Regions from separate parts of the Homo sapiens genome. Here region 1 is linked to region 2. The links are chromatin contacts, found by Hi-C or POLR2A ChIA-PET in ENCODE. All regions are on one chromosome and are shown on one strand. Each heading gives the region's core, a stretch centred on a gene start or an enhancer-like site at or near the end of the contact. The rest is flanking DNA. Distances are from core to core; before and after follow the strand shown. Region 1 overlaps FOXP1 (forkhead box P1). Region 2 overlaps SHQ1 (SHQ1, H/ACA ribonucleoprotein assembly factor).

Region 1 (4,025 bases), core at 722-3,221, 1.3 Mb after region 2:
GAGGTGAATGCTACAGTGAGCCGAGATTGTGCCACTGCACTCCAGCCTGGGCAGCACAGTGAGACCCTGTCTCATACAAAACAAAACAAAACAAAACGAAACAAAAAAAAACAGGAAAATGAAGACACCTTGTAGATTATTGTCTGACACTTGCAAGTTAGTAGATTTCCAGTATATGAATACAAATTCAAGATAGTGCTTTTTTTCTTTTTCTGAGTAAACACTGAGAGTATGGCAACTGCCATACACATTTCCCTCTTCCTAGAAAAAGCTTTCCCTGTTCTTGATCACTCCTTACCTCTTACAGTTGGCTTGTGACTTCCTCCCACCCCAGGCTGGACGTTGTTTCATGAAAGTGTTTGGCTTCTCCAATGGGAACATTGGATTCTTGAAGGCCAGGGCTGTGTCCTCCACTTTTGCTGACAGAAGCCAGCCCAGCATAGGCAGCAGTTGCTGGATGAATTCTGAGGACCACTTCTTCAGCTCGGCAGTGACACCAACCTTGTTTTGGTGGTTTTCCTATGATGGCTTGGAAATTAGTGGCAAAATTGGAGTGCGGATTTTTGTGGGTTTTTAAAAACCTTCTGACAGTTTTGGGTTTGATTAATACACCTCTGGAAGTTAGCTGCATTTTATGATTCTTAGGCATGGTGGTCCCCAGTGTTCTTACAGAACCACCTAATTTCCATGGTGTGGTGTGGTGGAAATATCACAAATTTAGAGTCAGGAGAACCAGACATGGAATCCTCTTTACCTGGCTGTGGGCACTGGGCAAAGCACTTGTTTCCTCATTGGTAACATTGCAAGGTTATGGTGGGGATTACAAATGAGATAGGGAAGGCGCCCTACCCAGTGCTTGCAACATCGCCAGAGCTTGCAAAAGATGGACATTATCCTAATTATGACTTGAAAGCCCAAATTGGGATTTATGATCTTCCCTGTTTGACTGCAGAGGAGGTGATGCCTCTGTTTGCCTGGTCGCCAAAATCATTGTCCCTTCCTTCTTGCTGCTGGTGAGACTATGGTTAAAGGACCATCCTTCAGCGCAGTTCTTTGTTACTTATTGAAAAAGGTTGGCATTCTGGCAGAAATGTTAGCATTAGAAATGTTTCTAAGCCAGGCCTGACAGCTTGGGCCTATAATCCAGCGACTTGGGAGGCTGAGGCGGGAAGACCACTTGAAGCCAAGAATTCCAGATAAACCTGGGCAGCATAAGGAGACCTTGTCTCTAAAAAATAAATATGTACATAAAATAAGTAAGAAATAAAAATAGAAATATATTTCTGCTGGTGCATCTTTATGGACTTGCGGGTATATTTAGGGCCATTCATGAAATCATGTGACCTAAGACAAGCTGATTAAATACAACTGAAGATGTCTCAGGCTCAGCTAGATCACACATAGAATGGGCGGGGCGGCGGGGGAGCATAATAGCACTTCCCTGCCAGGGTTGCTGAAGGGCTCAGTGAGGTGGGAGATACAGTGTGCCTGGGATGCAGATAACGTGACTGAGAAATCCACACAGGCCAGCCTGGGAGGCCCCTGTGTTGGCCCCATGGCCAGCTACCTCTCTAATTCTGGTTCTATGGCCTATGATTCTTTGTCAGGTCTGCTTTGTACCCCTGGTAGAACCATGTCTGAGCATGCCAGCCAGCAGGGGGATGCTCTTTGTGTGAGGAGAAGCTGGTCTAATCCCGGATATCCTATAAAGTTGAGCAGTTTGCGAGGGGAGACAGAGGACACGCCTTTAGGACTAATGTGTTTTTCCTTGGCAGAAGTCCAAGGTGAACCTCTGTCTTTGCCAAAGGAACACCGCTTCAGGGCCTGTGACTAGGATGTTCTGAGTGGCTGGGTTGGTCTTGGGAGTGGGAGCCTGGAGCCTTCTCACTTTGGATGCACGCTTGGTCTTGCTCTGCGATGCGCTTGGCAAGTTGCCACAATTCTTATGTCTCTCTCTGCTTCCTCATCTGTGAAATGGGCTTAATAGCACCTAGGGAAGGAAGAACTTGTAGGTGCTGTGTGGATTCATAAATTCACCCTCAGTGAGAGCTTTGAAGATGTGAAATTGTCTCTGGGGACTTGGAGGTGTTCTAAACCTGTTGAACCAGAGACATTGGCATCTTACTGGGTTGCCTGTAGCAGCTGGAGAGTTGGAGGCCTCAGATATTGGGCTGGGTGTTGGGCTTCAGGCAGCTCTTTCCTGGCTCCTGAATGAGTTTTAGTTTTCTCCAAGGAAATCTTGACTTGTCTTAGCTTACACATGGGGGTTTGTATTGGAGTTTTGGTTTGTGTTTTCTCCATATGAAAGAAGGGGTGTGTGAGTGTGTGTGTGTGTGCGCGCTTGTGTGTGTGTGTACCCAGAAATGGTAGGTAACTCTTACTGAGATGAAAGAATTTCAAGGCTTACACAGCCAAGAGAGAGGGCATTCACCCCTTTTTTTCTTCCATTGGTTAAGTTTGTCCCCTAGATCCTTCTCTGAAGTGTGGGAGCTGTACAGCACTACCAGTGAGTTCCTTCTCTGTTTAATTGGAAGGACTTGTTGCAGCTTGGGCGATTATTCTTTTTGGCTTTCTTTTCGATTATTTCCCCACACTTCAGATTCATTTGAAACAAGTTTTCAGCCTTGTTCAGGTGGAAACCTGTTTTCAGTTGTGGGCTCTCCTGACCTCACTGGAAGGGTGAGAAGAGAGGTGAGGACGTGGGGGAGGGACCCCATGCCCTCACTGCTCAAAGTGTGGTCCTCAAACGAGCAGCCGCGGCATCACCTGAGTTCTTATTAGAAATGCAGGGTCTCAGGCCCCACCCCAGACCGACTGAATCAGTCTTTTGCCAAGATGGCCAGGTGATTCACGTGCATTTAGGTTTAAGGAGCACTAGAACATTTTGGATTGTATGTAGTTTTTCTAATAGGAGTGAAAAGGGGGAGGGTTGTTGGTTGAGAAGTTCGTGTTTATGCTGATGCTGTTGCATGCTTCTCTCTTCTGAAGTGCCTGCATTATCACTCCCCTTGACTTCTAACTTCCTTACGTGTTGTCCTTGACTTGTGTTAGAAAGCTGTGAAGTGTGACTGAAACTAGCGGGTGAGTTAATGTTTCCTGTTCCACATCACACCATTAAGATGTCGCAGTGCTTGAAAGTAAAAGATGTTCAGCATCCCAATTGCGGGGTGACTGCAGACTGTCTTAAAAAGTTGGGCTGGGTTGTTTGAAAATTTCAAAAGGAAGCATCTCCTAAAATGATAAAATAGGAAACCAAGGCCACGTCAAGAGGGGATCAAATTATGACTTGCCTTCTGAGCTTTTCACATGGAGGTGCTCCATCAGCAGTTCAGAGGCAGCTGGGAGGCTAATCATAGGAGGGCCAACACTGGTCTGTTTTTGTTTAAGAGAATTATGGTAGGTGGTGATGGTTTTAAGAGTAAGTCAGCCATTCTGAGAGAAGGTTTGGGCAGTGGCTTGGTGACATCATCCCACTTGGATGAAAGAAGAGTCAAGCCAGCCTTTCTTTGGTCAGGAGGTCCTGAGACCAGCGGCCCCTCTGTTTCTAGTGTGAACCATTCACTACGCAGGTGTCTCTGTCCTGAGTCGGCTGGGTTCTGATGTTTGCATATTGTGGTTATCCTAAAATAGGATGCCCTGCCATTTATTGTCCTACGCTGGGGAGATGGCCCTCACACAATTTATGCTTCTTTGAAAAAAATGTCAAATTATATAAATTCAAGATTATTTAGGAAACACAAGCGATTTTGGTGTTCTTATTGAATAAAAAGATAACTAGATTGTTCTAGCACAGAAAAAATATTGAAACCATGTGCAACTTTATTCTTTTTTTCTGAAATTACGAACAGGGCATACATTTACCTGAGGGTAGAGGATGACATCGCCTAGCTAAATTCACCTTTAATGTGTTTAATTTTTTTTATCCTGATGTCAGAATCAAGGAAAATGATATTTATTCACTTTCCCCTGTAGTTTCTTTCTTGCTTTGCGCATTCTTACTTGGTTTTTCCCAAAGAATTTGTCGC
Region 2 (4,221 bases), core at 152-2,651:
TTCTGCTACCAGTTTTTGGTGGTTTGTTATGGCAGCCTTAGGAAACTAATACAGGGAGTTTTCAGAAAATGATTCTGCTGATCCATGGACTAGATGATGTTTCTCAGAGCCTATGCCCACGAAATGGCATAAAAACCAGTTGAAATTTGTATGAGAAGTTGTGTTATTGGCCCAAACTAGATATGGTTTAAATAACTCTTTAGCTTGCAGCCTTCCTTGTGTTAAGTTAGTCGTTTCTTGTTCTTAGAGATTGAATGTTTTTGTTAATGGCTGCGCTGGAAGTGCTTCTCACTGTTATAGAATAAGAAGAGACAGCTTCAGGTTCCTCTGTGCATCCATTGGTATTTGTTTTTCTTGGCGGCTCTCAGATTCAAGATAGGAATTTCACCAGCAACTTCTACTTAAAGCCAGTGCATTACCTTTAGATCAGGCTACATACATGTGTTTTGGGCCAAGGAACCTAAAGTATGGAACTGGTTCTTTTCAATAGAGAGGAATTATGATATGTCATTATCATAAAAGCCCTTTTAAAAAAATTTAACTTTTAAGTTCAGGGACACGTGCAGGTTTGTTATATAGGTAAACTTGTGTCATGGGAGTTTGATGTACAGATTATTTTCACCACCCAGGTATTAAGCCTAGTACTTATTAGTTGTTTTTCCTGATCATCTCCCTCTACCTATCCTCCACCCTCTGATAGGCCCTGGTGTGTGTTGTTCCCCTCTATGTGTCCATGTGTTCTTATCATTTAGCTCCCACTTACAAGTGACAACATGCGGTAATTGGTTTTCTGTTCCTGCATTAGTTTGCTAAGGAAAATGGCCTCCAGCTCCATCCATGTTGCTACAAAGGACATGATCCTGTTCCTTTTATGGCTGCATGGTATTCCATGGTGTATATGTACCACATTTTCTTTATCCAGTCTACCATTGATGTGCAGTAAATGCCCTTCAGAAAGTTGAAGCCGGGCTCAGTGGCACGTACCCGTAGTTCCACCTACTTGGGAAGCTGAGGCAGGAGGGCTGCTGAGGCCAGTAGTTCAACATTGTATTGTGGTATTACTGCTCCTTTGACTACTGGTCTCCAGCCTGGGCAATGCAGTGAGACCCCATCTTTCAAAAAAAAAAAAAAAAAAGGAAAGAGAAGAAATTTGATCTACTGTTTGGTCCCAGATAGAACCTGAGATTGTGTGTTTTGTATGCTATGAAATTAAAAGGCCGAGTTAGCCAGTAAGCATCCAGTTTGAACTGTCTGGAATTGCCTCACTGGAGTCTTGTCCTCTGTGATCAATTGTGGGCTCTAGTCTCAGTATGTCATGCCTGGCAGGCTTCTAGGTTTGGGCAGAGGAAATGAAACCTAGTCGGTTACTCTGAGATTTATAGTAGACCTGCTATTGCAGGAAGTGGTGAAAAGTTGATTGATAGTTTGAGACAAAACTCTACAGCAAAAAAACAGGATGTATGCTTTCCATTTATACCCAGTTCCCCCTGCCCCTACATTTCAGGCTCCTTTTGCATTTTGTTTTGGTTGCTTCATAAGGCTGCGGAGGCTTTCCCCCTCCTACAGTCACCAAATGTAAAATAATTGAGGAAATTTTGTATCAGCTTAGCCATAGTAAAGGCAAGTACTTTCTGCTGTTGCAATTACTCTTTCGTGGTAGTTACATGTAGCATAACTTGTCTGCAGTCTTTAAAGAGAAATTCTCCAAATAGGATATTATTTCACATATGCAGAAAGAATGAAAGGTCTTTTTTAAGTTACATTGTAGGATTACATTTCCAGTAACTTTCTAAGAAAAATCTATTTTGAGTGTGGTTTTATTAAAATATGACAGCAGTGGTATCCAATTGTCTCTTTTAAATGCAGCGTCTCTTCATTCTATAATAAATATATTCTTAACAGGTAGGTGATCCTCACTTAGATATAAAACATGTAACTAGCCAGGCATGGTGGCTTACTCCTGTAATCCCCAGCACTTTGAGAGACCAAGGTGGGTGGATCACTGTGAGGTCAGGAGTTTGAGACCAGCCTGGCCAACATGGCAAAACCCCATCTCTACTAAAAATAACAAAAATTAGCCGGGCGTGGTGGCGCATGCCTGTAATCCCAGCTACTCGGGAGGCTGATGCAGGAGAATCACTTGAACCAGGGAGGTGGAGGTTGCAGTGAGCTGAGATCGCTCCACTGCACTCCACACTCCAGACTGGAAGGCAGAGTGAGAGTCTGTCTCAAGAAAAACCTAACCAGACAAACAAAAAACATATACTATAACTAGTAACTCAGCCTATGTGTTTGTTGAGAGTATCAAAATGTACCATGCCCAGGGCTGCCGCTCATGCCTGTAATCACAGAACTCTGGGAAAGCCAAGGTGGGAGGATCACTTGAGCCCAGGAGTTGGAGACCAGCCTGGGCAACATAGGGAGAACCTGTCTTTACAAAAAATATAAAAATTAGCTGGGTGTGGTGGCATGTGCCTGTAGTCCCAGCTACTCAGGAGGCTGAGGTGGGAGGATCACTTTTGCCCAGGAGGTCAAAGCTACAGGGAGCGCTGATTGCACCACTGCACTCCAGAGCCCAGGCAATAAAGCGAGAACCTGTCTCTAAATAAAGAAATAAATAGTACCTGATGTTTGTAAGAGTGGTTATCTAATAATGCCATTTGACCAAGCTTTTGGACATGAACTAGCCTAGTCAGTTTTGAGTACGACAGAGAAAAACTACTACCTACCTTAAGTGAGCTGCTTTCTGAAAAGGTAAGTCTGTTACAAAAGTAGATTGTGTAATTGACAAGGAGTGGCAGATTAGAACCAACTCTAATTGTACTAGTGGTTGAAAAAAACAAAACAGCTACTCTTTCATGGCTTAATTTTTTTTCCCTACAGGAATAATTTCCCTTTTTGTGAACAGTGATTGCTAGGTTATCTGTGCTAAGTAATTGAATAAAAACAAACCCAACTTTAATTCCTCAGACTACTGGGGCACATTCTACACCAATGCTATTTTGAAATTTTAATCAGTTTTTATCCTAGCATTCTTTAAGAATGGGAGAGAGTTCAGAATGTTTCTTTTATTAAAGTTTCTTTCAGAACTTTAGTATTAATTTAGGAAGCTAGCCAGCTTGAGGTATTAAAGGTGGGATAATAAAATAGAAATGAAGCTTGGCAAAGGATCAAAAATCAATTTATCTGTCTATCTATCTATCATCCATCCATCTATCCATCCATCCATCCATCCATCCATCTATCCATCTATCCATCCATCCATCCATCCATCAACTTATTGTATAACCTGGTAATTTTAAACATAATATAATGCCGAAAGTGAAAAACTTTTTCCTGAAGGATAAAAGTTCGCATCAGCTGGTTACAGGCAGGAGTTCCTGTTTGGGCCCCTGGACTCAGCTTCACCACTTTTCTGCCTGTTACACTTGTTACTTTCAGTCCCCCTGTGTGTGGGGTATGCTTTCTGAGAAGAGCCAGGATTCTAGGGGAGGAGCTTTGGAATTCCACATTTCTACTGTTATAAAAGACAGGACACAATATCTGTATAGTAGACAATAACAAAGATCCAAATAATATCAACTTGAGAATTGGCATGTTTAATATATTCAGCAATATTCACAAAAATGATTCAAATTTTACCCTTGTTTTCTAAACCTCCATAGATGATGCTTATATGTATACTTCATTTAACATTGTTAAGCTAAATATATTAGTCACAGTTCCTTTGGAGGATTCTGGGCTTTGTGCAAGTCAGAACTTGCTCAGTTGGAAGATGCTGAGTGGAGCTCAAGTTAGGAAGAAGTAAAGAATGTGGCCTTAAGAAAGGACACTTTGGCCAGGTGCAGTGGCTCATGCCTGTAATCCCAGCACTTTGGAAGGCCTAGGCGGGCAGATCACCTGAGGTCGGGAGTTCAAGACCAGCCTGACCAACATGGAAAAACCCTGTCTCTACTAAAAATATAAAATTAGTCGGGCATGGTGGCTCATGTCTGTAATTCCAGCTACTCGGGAGGCGGAGGCAGGAGAATCTCTTGAACCCAGGAAGTGAAGGTTGTGGTGAGCCGAGATCGTGCTGTTGCACTCCAGCCTGGGCAACGAGAGTGAAAATCCATCTCAAAAAAAAAAAAAAGAAGAAGAAAAAGAAGAGAAGAACACTTTGCAGAGCCTGTATATTCATGGGAGGCCCTTTGGTGGAACGGGAAGAGGGCTGGAGTTTTG

Evidence for each region. A loop is a pair of places that touch in the nucleus more often than their neighbours do. ChIA-PET counts read pairs that join two places held with the same protein, here RNA polymerase II (POLR2A). Pooled maps may share reads with other maps.
Region 1: a pooled map shows a loop between it and region 2 (5-fold over the local background). The contact joins two enhancer-like sites. A Hi-C loop is called at or near these places in 1 of 37 single-sample maps with no recorded cell type and 2 of 50 pooled maps. POLR2A ChIA-PET finds 5 or more read pairs at or near these places in 2 of 52 experiments (H1 and activated CD8-positive, alpha-beta memory T cell).

Annotation. Positions count from the first base shown.
Region 1 is chr3:71,421,182-71,425,206 of GRCh38, reverse strand. All of the region lies in intron 3 of FOXP1 (forkhead box P1), which reads left to right. Among named protein-coding and RNA genes, the nearest start is that of MIR1284, 120 kb to the left of the region's middle. RefSeq lists an enhancer at 3,158-3,207. Within about 2 kb of position 1,971, at least 8 of the 41 ENCODE cell types and tissues checked have a DNase peak (open chromatin) inside an H3K27ac peak, as active enhancers do.
Region 2 is chr3:72,754,296-72,758,516 of GRCh38, reverse strand. All of the region lies in intron 10 of SHQ1 (SHQ1, H/ACA ribonucleoprotein assembly factor), which reads left to right. Among named protein-coding and RNA genes, the nearest start is that of SHQ1, 92 kb to the left of the region's middle. Within about 2 kb of position 1,401, at least 3 of the 41 ENCODE cell types and tissues checked have a DNase peak (open chromatin) inside an H3K27ac peak, as active enhancers do.